Linked DNA regions of Homo sapiens: region 1 is linked to region 2. The links are chromatin contacts, found by Hi-C or POLR2A ChIA-PET in ENCODE. All regions are on one chromosome and are shown on one strand. The core of a region is the stretch at or near the end of the contact, and the rest is flanking DNA. Distances in the headings are between cores, read along the strand shown.

What was found. A loop is a pair of places that touch in the nucleus more often than their neighbours do. ChIA-PET counts read pairs that join two places held with the same protein, here RNA polymerase II (POLR2A). Pooled maps may share reads with other maps.
Region 1: a loop to region 2 is called in a pooled map, with 2.7 times the contacts of the local background. The contact joins the enhancer-like site here to the promoter of RPL10A in region 2. A Hi-C loop is called at or near these places in 3 of 168 maps with a recorded cell type or tissue (CD8-positive, alpha-beta T cell, naive thymus-derived CD4-positive, alpha-beta T cell and natural killer cell) and 11 of 50 pooled maps. POLR2A ChIA-PET finds 5 or more read pairs at or near these places in 7 of 52 experiments (GM10248, GM12878, H1 and 4 more).

What each region holds. Positions count from the first base shown.
Region 1 is chr6:35,718,090-35,723,625 of GRCh38, reverse strand. It overlaps a transcript of FKBP5 not described here. Among named protein-coding and RNA genes, the nearest start is that of ARMC12, 16 kb to the left of the region's middle. RefSeq lists an enhancer at 2,884-3,123 and a silencer at 4,880-5,174. Within about 2 kb of position 3,750, at least 28 of the 41 ENCODE cell types and tissues checked have a DNase peak (open chromatin) inside an H3K27ac peak, as active enhancers do; they include GM12878, where a contact is called at or near this core.
Region 2 is chr6:35,464,387-35,470,117 of GRCh38, reverse strand. RPL10A (ribosomal protein L10a) reads right to left here and starts at 1,717. Exons shown (of 6, transcript NM_007104.5): 1 at 1,679-1,717; 2 at 1,245-1,319; 3 at 1,091-1,171; 4 at 589-737. The coding sequence starts at 1,683. It overlaps FANCE (FA complementation group E), which reads right to left. Exons shown (of 10, transcript NM_021922.3): 10 at 3,016-3,874. The coding sequence ends at 3,773. RefSeq lists enhancers at 988-1,087, 1,148-1,217, 1,395-1,951, 2,228-2,277.

The sequences.
Region 1 (5,536 bases), core at 2,501-5,000, 250 kb before region 2:
TCTTTCCTTCTGAATTTCTCTCTCCTTGTTCACTGAGAGTCCTGTTTACCTCCATCTATCGGTGTTTACTTTTTATTTTTGCTTTTTGTATTTCCAGTCTTCTGGGAATTTTCCCAAGATCCCTTCTGCCTTCTTCCCTCTGACACCATCTTTTTTCCCAGGAAGCATCTTCCATTTGTTCCTACCTCCACGCCCTATGCCTCACCTTGCCCCAAGCTTCTGCCAGTGTCAGATTGCTCAGCCTTGTTAATCCAGTGGGCACTTACAGAGCACCTACTGTGTGTCCCAGGAATTGAGTTAATGCCCTGGGAACCAAAGTCCTACACCTGTGCCTGGGCATTTATTTATTTATTTTTATTTTAATTTTTATTTTATTTTATTTATTTATTTTTTGAGATGGAGTCTCGCTCTGTCGCCCAGGCTGGAGTGCAGTGGTGTGATCTCAGCTCACTGCAACCTCTGCCTCCCGGATTCAAGCAATTCTCCTGCCTCAGCCTCCCAAGTAGCTGGGATTACAGGCCCCCGCCACCACGCCCAGCTAATTTTTTGTATTTTTAGTAGAGATGGCGTTTCACTGTGCTGGCCAGGATGGTCTCGATCTCCTGATCTCATGATCCGCCCGCCTTGGCCTCCCAAAGTGCTGGGATTACAGGCGTGAGCCATCGCGCCCGGCCATGCCTGAGCATTGATTAAGCACCTACTGTGTGTGTGTGCCAAGTATTGTGCTACAAACTGGGGACACAAAACCTGGTCGCTGCCCTCCTATGGGCTACTTGGAAAGTCTGAGTCCCTGGTTTACTTGGGAAAATGCACAAAAACGGATCATTATAATGTCTTGGGAAGTTGGGGACTGGGTGTGGCCAGAGCAGAAGGTTCAGGGAGAGAGGAATTGGCCAGGCAGAGCAAGGGTGCAGGACGTTCCAGGTAGAAGGAACAGTGTGTATAAAAGCACACAGGCGTGAAGCAGCCCGGTGTTCTCTGGTGGGCACTGGGAGTTGTTTGGTCTGGCTGGACATGGAGTGCAGGTTGGAGAGCCCGGGGAGATGAGGCCAGAGGCAGGCAAGCCCAGATGGTGCAGAACCTCGTGTTCCAGCAAGAGTTGACCTTTATCCTGCAGCAGCCGGAAGCCCAGGCAGCCTCATGGTTCCCTGCAGCCCGGGAGCTTCAGGGCTGAGCCTGGGCCAGAGCCAGGCCCAAAGCACTCTCCTCCGATCCCCCATTAGCCCACATTCACAGCCCTCAGCAAGGCCTGTGAGAGTTAGTCACTTAAATATAATGCTATTTCCAAAGCTCATTCATTCATTCATTCATAAATGTTTAGCAAGCGCTGATGTTTGCCAGGTGCTGCTCTGAGCACCGTGAATGGGTCATTAAACCCCACAGAGGTTCCAGCTTTCAAGAAACTTATATCCTTGGCAGTTGGGAAGGGGACAGGCCATAAAAAAAAAACAGAACAAATAAGTAAGAAAATTTCAGATCACAATATGTGCAAAGAAGAAAATGAATAGGGATGCGATGGAGTGTGATGGGGGGTCTGCTGAGTACTCAGGGAAGGCTGCTATGAGGAAGGTTATATTTGAGCTGAGACCTGGATGACAAGAATAAACTAGTCACGTTAACATCTGGAGGCTGAGGGTTTCAGGCACAGGGAACAGCACAGCACATGCAAAGTCCTCAAGGCAAGAAAGAGCTTTGTGTTTTCCAGGTTTAGAAAAAAGGCTGAGTTCAAATCCACTACTCTCCAGTAATCCTCTGCAAGGATTATTACACCCATTTTGTAGAGATGGAAACTGAGGCTTGGTCAGGAAGGTTAGTTTCTTGGTCAAAATCACAACTGGGAGTACGCATTTTGGCTGTAAAGCCACTATTGTCGGCTGGGCATGGTGGCTCATGCCTGTAATCCCAGCACTTTGGGAGGCCGAGGCGGGCAGATCACCTGAGGTCAGGAGTTCAAGACCAGCCTGACCAACATGGAGAAATCCCGTCTCTACTAAAAATACAAATTAGCCGGGCGTGGTAGCGCATGGCTGTGGTCCCAGCTGCTCGGGAGGCTGAGGCAGGAGAATCATTTGAACCCGGGAGGCGGAGGTTGTGGTGAGCCGAAAGCATGCCATTGCACTCCAGCCTGGGCAATAAGAGGGAAACTCCATCTAAAAAAAAAAGCCACTATTTTGGGGTGTGTGTATATGTGTGTTTTTTAAATAAAAAAATCAAGTTCAGCAACCATGTGTCCTAAATTATCTAGAATGGTCAAATTTCTAAAATTCTTTTTTTTTTTGGAGACAGAGTCTCGCTCTGTGGCTGTGAGTGCAGTGGCATGATCCCAGCTCACTGCAACCTCCACCTCTCGAGTTCAAGCAATTTTCCTGCCTCGGCCTCCCAAGTAGCTGAGATTACAGGCGCCTGCCACCATGCCTGGCTAATTTTTGTATTTTTAGTAGAGACGGGGTTTCACCATGTTGGCCAGCGTGGTCTCAAACTCCTGACCTCAGGTGATCCACCCGCCTCAGCCTCCCAAAATGCTGGGATTACAGGTGTGAGCCACCGTGCCCGGCCCTAAAATTCTTATTGTCTTCTGGACAGTCATCTTGGACATGCTCTGTGTTCCATATCATGACTTCAAGCCTTGCCTTTTTCATGTACTACCAGTGGGATCCTAGACTAGCACTTTACCACTTTAAGCCTCAGTTTCCTAATTTGTAAATAAGGAGTAATTGTAATCATTCCAATATCACAGGCTTGCTGGGAGGATTAAATGAGATCATCCACATCAGGGTCAGCACAGTGCCCGGAATGGGGTACCTGTGAAATTAATGGTGATTCTTCTTTATTGTTACCTTGGAAAATGGAGGCCAACTGCAGGATGATCGTGGCTCCAAGGAGCTGGGGACCCAAGACATGCACAGAGAAAGAGAGACCAACAATGTGAGGCCTCTGATGCATGAGACAGGCAGGGGAGTAGTGGGAGGAGAGAGCAAGAGTGAGCAGCCAGGAGGGCCTCTTCCCTTCCCTTTACTCAGCCTGTCACTCCTCTGCTAGGATCCTGCATTGACACATCTTGTACTTCCTGTTTCCAGGGAAATTCCTCGCTGCCGGACTGCGCCCACCCTTGAGGACCTCACATTCTCTTTGGGCAGAGCGGAAGCCAGACAGAGACAGGGACTACGAAGCGACAATCCCCAGCCCTGTGTGTGCAAGGAGCCCCCGAGGGGCAGGCAGCCACGCTGCAGAAGGCTAGACTCTCCGACCCCCAGGGAGCCTGGTGTGGGCTGCAGGGACAGAACGCTTCTCAGAGGAGGTAGGGACCCCATGGAGTACGTGACGCCTGGCCCTCCAGCTGCATGCTCCAGTTATCAGGACAGAGACCCCTCCCCACCCATTCCCAGGCTTCCCTGGCTCCCTGCTCTGCTGCTGGGAGGCCCTGTCACCACACATGCGCGTGCACGCACTAACATACACACACCCCTCTCAGGCACCCCCGGAAGACCAGCTGCAGCTGGGGGTGGGGGTGCACGGAGCACAGCCAGGGTTCTCAGATCCCTAGCCTGCTCTCCCACCCCGCCCTAGCCCCCAACTGCCGAGCTGCTTCTAGTTTTAAAGCAAAACATGACTCTGTCCTTCCTGCTGCTCAGTGGCAGCAACACTGCCTGGGGTTATTTTTAGCAGGGATGCAGGGAAGGCACAGTTCTCCTTGACTTTAACTAGGGACAACCCCCACCCCTCAGCCAAGACTCACTGGAGGAGGCCGGGTACGGAAACCCCCCTCCCAGAAAGGGGAAATGGTGTGTTTTCTGTTCCTTCAATTCACTAGAATGGGAGTTGCAGTCAAGCTTGGGGTTGAACTGATGGGAAATTCTAGGTTCCAAAGCCTGTGGGCTCTGCCCCATCCCTGGTCTCTGTGTTTCCATGAATCCGGGAAGCAAGAGGCACATGGTGTCTGGAGTCGAGGTGCCCTGTCTGTGGGTGTTGGTGTCCCTGGGAAACTGCTTGGTTATAGCCAGGCTCTGTGGACTACACAGGGGCACCAGGCATTGTGGGTGGTGTTTCACAGGCGCTGGCTAAATAATTCATTAAACTGAGCATGTCCGTTCCGTGTATTTTTCTGTATGTGTATCTTTTAGATGCTAGCAGTACTTTATGAGGTATAATGTACATACATTCCACATCCAGTAAAATGCACAGATCTTAAGTGTACAGCCTGATGAATTTTGACAAATATATCTGCCCATGTAACCATCACCTAGATCAAGATTTCAGACATTTTCACCACCTCCAAATTCCTTCGTGCCCCCTTCCAGTCAGTCTCTACCGCAGAGGCAACTGATTCTGATTTCTATCACCATAGATCATGTGTGTGTTTTACAAAGTTAAAAGAAATACAGCTGCTGTCATAGAAGAGGGAAATGAGCAATAAAGTTCTTAACATGAAAGGGAGGCCTCAAAAAAGGGGTTACTGGAACTGGAAAAAATGAAGGTATCATTGGCTGGGAAACAGGAGGTTTCAGACCCAGCCCAACCCCTCAGGGTTGGGACCAGAGGGCTTGGGACACTTCTTGGAGCAGAGAGGCTGTGAGTTGGGAGGGGGCAAGGGGAGGGCCAGCTGTGGCTCAGGCCCAGCTGCCTCCTGTTCTGCTAGAGGTCCCTGCCCCTCCTCCAGGCCCTCCCCACTGCACAGTTTCAGCAAGGCCAAGGCTGCAAGGAAAGGTTCTCTCAGGGGCATCTACCCAGAGGCAGAGTTTAGGGCCCCTGTGTAGTTAGATTATTTGTTTTTCTTGCCTTCCTCTTCAAGGTTTGGAACTCCTGTATCCTTTGTCCTGCCTGGGGAGGGGAGAGGCTGAGGCTGTCAAAGTAGAGTGCTAAGGAAGAGTCATGATGCTTTTCATTCTTTCCTTCCTTTCTTCATTCAAAAACAGTTATTTGAGCACCTGTGTTGTGCTGTAGATTCTGCTAGGTGCTGAGGATAGGAGAATAACTAAGCCACATTTTAGCTTGCTATGGAGTCCGAATTGGGATTCCCAGGTGAGGCCGGGCCTTATACCTCCTTTGTATTGGAGATGAGGGGCCCAAAGAGGGGAAGTGACTTATTCAGAATCACACAGCTAGCTGCTGGCAGAGGAAGGCAAAGAACAGGGATCCCTGATTCAGCCCTAGATGGGGATAAGAAAGCAAAGGAAACCAAACCAACAGCCGATTCCCCGGTGTTCCCTCCTGCAAGCTTTTTAGGGTGACAAAAATCACTGACCTGGAGTAAGAGGACCTCATTTCTACTGCTAGGTCTTAGAAACACTTCCTCTCTCTGGGCCTCAGCTTTCTTCCATGAACATGCGGGAGGCAGCTTGCAGAGGACCTCTGGCTCTCGCGAGCACACCCTGCATTTTCCCGCCTCTGTGCCTTTGCTCGAGTTGTTTCTGCCGCCTGGAATGCCCCCTTTCCCCTACCACTTCCTTCCTCTGACATTCTCCTAATCGTTTATGGCCTAATTCAAATGCCGCCCCCAGAGGCCCCCCAGTCCTTGGACATCTGGGGAGTGGTGTCA
Region 2 (5,731 bases), core at 468-2,967:
TGTGGCAGGCCAGAAACGCACTTGAATCAATCATGTAAGTGACCTCCAAGCAGCACCCTCTCTAAGACCCCGCCTCAGTCTTTTCCCTAGCCCAAACGGTTTCCAGAAAGTCCTCTGGACCTTCACTGGTCCCAAAACATGCTCTCAGAAAACCAGGCTGACCCATGATCCATGGCATAACCGCTGTACAACGGATGCTCTGGTCAAGACTGCCTGGGCTCGAATTCTGCCTATTTCTTAGCTGTGGACCCTGGACACGTGACAACTGGGAATGTCTGCTTCCTACCTGTAAAAGCAGTCTAATGCCACTGCCTAAACAACGCAGCGTAAAGATTTCCAAATCATAGTTCACCAGCACCTGGCTGGTCAACTTACAATGCCTGGCCTCCCTCATCAACTGGAATCCTCATAGCAATACAAACATCAAACCACCCCAAAGCTAAAACAGCACTCAGGCAAGCTAGGCAACCACCGCCGATCCTTTGCTATTCTAGGCCCCTCATCATTTAAAAATCGAAAATGGCAGAAAAGCCTTTCTACCGCCCCCACCACACATCTCACATGCAAAACCACAGCGGCCGGACTCACCCAGCTTCTTGACCAGTTTTTTATTCTTGTTGAGTTTTTTCAGCGCCTCGATGTCCATGTGGGGGATATCCACGGCCTTAGCCTCGTCACAGTGCTGCTGGTCCCCCAGGACACACACAGAGAACTTAGGGCGGGGAGTGGACTTAAGCCTGCGTTTTGGGGGACAGCACCAACAGGTTACGCCTAGCCCTGGGTCCCAAGGGCCGGTGAAGGGTCTGGGACCGCAGCAGCCACCGAGCCTTACCCGGAGCGTTCACATTCACCAGCAGCCAGCCTGGCTTCTCAGGCTGGCCGGCGGGCTCGGCCGAGGCCTACCCACGCCTCCCCTCATGTTTTAAGACCCAGGGTGGGGGTCCGTCCAGCCGCGCCTGCCCGGAGCAGGGGGTCTGAACTACCCTAGCACATCAGTACCGACGTGCCCGCCTCCGGCTCAGCGGGAGCCTGCAGGGGAGGGGCAAGCACGGGGGCACTGAGGGCTGGGTGGGATCAGAACGGTGCCAACCTGACGGTGCCCGAGAAGCGCTTGTCCTTCTGGGGATCATAGTTCTTCAAGCTGATCTGCAACTCCACCGTCTCCAGGAACCTTCGAGAGAGGAGGGGGGTTAAGCACCCGCCGGCCCTCGCCACCCGCGCCGTGCCCCAGGGTCGGCACTCACTTGCGGCGCTTGCGCTGGTTCCCGTGCAGGACTTCCCGCACCGCCTCGTACAGGGTGTCGCGAGAGACTTTGCTGCTGCGGGAGAGAAGCGACAGGGCGCTCAGGGCCGCGGAGTCCACACGCTCGGACTGCCTGGAAGCCTCCGAGGTCTAGGCTTCGAGACGGGCGGGCGGCCCACGGCGGACTCCCCCGTAGATTCCGGACACCAAGTAGAGCGACGGGAGCTCAGACCCAGACCCAAGCCCCGGTGGAAGAGGGAGGCTCTCAGTGATCGGACCTGGTAGGAAGGGCGACCCGCAGGCCGACCCGCCTTGAGAAATGCCCCGCGGCGCAGGTGGCGCAAGGGTCCGCGGCGCGGCCTACAGGATCCGAACCCTCGGCGGGGCACCTGAAGGCGCGGATGAACGCGGATAGGGCTTTCAGGACCAACTCACCTCATGGCTTCTCACGCCGCGCTAACCGGAAAAGAGACTAGCATGTCTTGCGCATGCGCTCAAATAGTGGCCCTGATCTCGCGATAATGCTTTGCTCCTCGGTCCTACCCGCAGAGCGGTTGGGTGGGCCAACCCCGAGAAGCGCGGCCTTCTCTGGCCGCTGGGGGGCGTCGCTGGGCCGCTAGGCCGGCGCGGTAACCCACAGAGTTGTCGCAGTCCTGAGCGCCCCGCGGTCCCCCGGTAATGTGCCGATTCGCGCCCGCTGCTGCTGGACCCCTAGGGAAGCGGCTGGGTTCGGGGCTCGAGCTTCGGTAGTCACACGTACTGGTACAGCCCAGTGATGTTCACTGACAGCGTGGATTCCGGCACGCTTGTCCCTCAAACCCCTCTCCCCTCGCGCCCTCCGCACCAGCTTATGTTCTCAAAAGGAAGCCTGGCCCGACCTCCCTCCCTCAGCACCTTGCTCTAACGTGGACTCGTGGTAAGGGAAGTGTCCGGAAAGTTCTGTTCCTGTCCTTTCAACGCCTGCAGAGGGGAAGAGCTGGGAAAGTCCTTAAGTGAACTTTCACTTGATAGTTAATTTGATAACATCTACGTTTTAAGTGTGACTGCTATGAATAAGGCGTCTAGCCAGGTGCTACAGGAATACAAGGATGTAAAACAGGCACACAGCACTGCACACCCATAAGGTGTCTTCTCTGCTCTTTCCTCTGTCCAATGGGTCTCATCCTCTTAGCCACAGTAACCCCCAGAGCCCTTCAGATCTCTCCTCGGATTCATCTGCCCAAAACCCTTCCCGAACTCCAGACTGAGTCACTCCCACCTTTAAGATGCCCATTCTCACCTACCCCCCTGCCTGGTGGGGGCAGCTCCTATAGGATGGGGTGGGTGGTATTACACATTATTTGGCCCTCAGAGGGTGAATAAGATACCCTACACCCTTCCCCTCACCAGGAAAAAGATGTTCCTTGTCATTGAGCAGGGAAGTGGAGGGGGTGCGGATGGGCTCAATACCCAGAATTCATGGGAAGGAAGGTACTGCTTCTAATAAGACATTGGCCAGGCGTGGTGGCTCACGCCTGTAATCCCAGCACTTTGGGAGGCAGGCGGATCACCTGAGGTCAGGAGTTTGAGACCAGCCTCGTCTCTACTAAAAATACAAAAATGAGCGGGTCATGGTGGCATGCGCCTGTAATCCCAGCTACTCAAGAGGCTGAGGCAGGAGAATCGCTTGAACTGGGGAGGCAGAGGTTGCAGTGAGCCGAGATCATGCCATTGCATTCCAGCCTGGGCGACAGTGCGAGACTCAGACTCGAAAAAAAAAAAAGAAAAAGACATTATTGAACTTGCTTTTATTCAACACCATTGATAAATTATTCAAGTCAGAAACAAAAACACAGAAGGTCATAATATACATGAGCACAAGAGCTTCATCTGAGCCCACTGGTACCCCAGACCTCCTGGAGCATCCCATGCCCACTCTGGGTCGGCTTGATCCTACTGAGCCCTATCGGAAAGTTTGTCCCTGCAGCCTGAGAATTGATGAGGAGTGTGCCTGGGGCCAGCAGCCTTTGGAAATATAGCTCTGGCCTGGTGTGGTGGCTCACACCTGTAAATCTCAACACTTTGGGTGCCAAGGCAGGAAGATCACTTGAGCTCAGGAGTTCAAGACCAGCCCTGACCAGCATATTATCTACAAAATAAAAAATTAGCTGGGCATAGTGTCATGTGCATGTAGTCCCAGCTACTTGGGAGGCTGACATGGGAGGATCGAGCCTGGGAGGCAGAGGTTACAGTGAGCCATGATCAATCGCATCACTGCACTCCAGCCTGGATGACAGAGCAATACCTTCTCTCAAAAACAAAAGAAATGAAAAAGAAAATATAGCTGAGCTCCCTTAGCCCAGGAGCCTCCCTGCTGGCTGGGAAGCCAATATTCCCTATGCAGCCTGTAACAGGGAGGCAGTTGCAATCTGGGATGGCCAGGCTCAGCCTTTATCCTCAGGCTAGGGCTCAAGACAAGGTGGTGAAGAAAGAAATGCCCTTCAGGAAGCTGGTGATGGAGCACCAAGAGGGTGGTCCCTTGGTGGATGGTCAGGGGCCCAAATGTTTCAAGGCGGCCTTCAGGGACTTCCTCAGGAAGGTGGTGTTAGGTTCTAGGGCCATAGCCAGGCCCAGCCTCTGGGTCTCAGTGATCTGGGGAGAAGGAAAAATCATGTCAGGACTCCAGCAACTGATCCCTCCCGTCTCCCGACTACCCCAGGGGCTCTATTGAGGAGAGAGGAGGCCAGGAGGATGGAAAGAGGAGGAGACTCCTGAGCAATCTAATCTCATTATTTCACCATGGTTAACGAGGTAGACCTGGAGCCAAATACTAGCTGCACAATTTACTAAGCCGGCCACATTAGTAACAGTTGACAATCATTGTGTGTTTACTATGTGGCAGCACTTTATATGCATCAATCCATATACAAACATACATATACATCATATATATGCATTGCTGTATATAATCCTCAAGACCCTCCCATTTTACAGAGGAGAAAACTGAGGTTCACAGACACTCTACTGTGACAGCTACCTTCCTTTTGGATCACACTTTCTCTTTCTGCCCTGTTGCTACAACCTCCTGACAGGTCTCAGGCCCTGTATCTTCACCCTCCAATCCCACTCCTCACAGAAGCCAGATGCTTCTTAATAGTACAGATCTGATGAAGTTACTCCCAGGTTGAAGGCCCTTGAATGACTCCTGATGCCTCACATTGGAGGTCCTTCTGCCTAGATCTCCAGAGGATTCAGGAGCTCCCCTGAAACTGTGCAACAGAAGCATGTTCATACTTCCATCTTTCTGGGAGGGTCTACATCAAATCATCAAATGGGCCTGTAACACCCCCGACATAAGGGTACAAAGGCAATAGCCCAGAATACCTGACTTTCAAGATAAAGTTAAAAATAAAGCTCCTGGCTGGGCACCATGGTTCATGCCTGTAATCCCAGCACTTTGGGAGGCCGAGGCAGGTGGATCATGTGAGGTCAGGCATTGGAGACCAGCCTGGCCAACATATTGTGAAACCCCATCTCTACTAAAAAATACAAAAACTAGCTGGGCGTGGTGGCGCACACCTGTATTCCCAGCTACTTGGGAAGCTGAGGCAGGGGAATCACTTGAACCCAGGAGGCGGAGGTTGCAGTGAGCCAAGATCGCGCCACTGCACTCCAGCCTGGGCAACAGACCAAGACTCTGTCTCTCAAAACATACATACATACATACATATATACAGCTCCTCACCATGACGTACAGAAAAAATGCTACTAGTCCTGGCAGTGTGACCTTGGGCAAGTTACTTTAACCTGTGTGAGTCTCAATTTTCTGATCTATGAAACGGAATAATAAGAATATCTCTCAGGCCAGGCGCGGTGGCTCACACCTGTAATCCCAGCACTTTGGGAGGCTGAGGAGGGTGGATCACAAGGTCAGGAGATCGAGACCATCCTGGCTAACACAGTGAAACCCCGTCTCTACTAAAAATACAAAAAAAATTAGCCATGCGTGCTGGCAGGCGCCTGTAGTCCCAGCTACTCGGGAGGCTGAGGCAGGAGAATGGCGTGAACCCAGGAGGCGGAGCTTGCAGTGAGCCGAGATCGCAGCACTGCACTCCAGCCTGGGCGACAGAGCGAGACTCCATCTCAAAAAAAAAAAAAAAAAAAAAAGAATATCTCTCACAGGGCTGACACATGGAATAAACTAGCAAGTTCATATATGTAAAGGGCTTAGAGCCACGCCTGAGGCTGGGTGTGGTGGCTCAAGCCTGTAATCCCAGCACTTTGGGAGGCCAAGATGGGAGGATTGCTTGAGCCTAGGAGTTTGAGGCCAGCCTGGGCAACATAAGAAGACCCTGTCTCGGCCGGGCACGGTGGCTCACACCTGTAATCCCAGCACTTTGGGAGGCCAAGGCGGACAGATCACAAGGTCAGGAGATCGAGACCATCCTGGCTAACAGGGTGAAACCCCATCTCTACTAAAAATACAAAAAATTAGCCGGGCATGGTGGC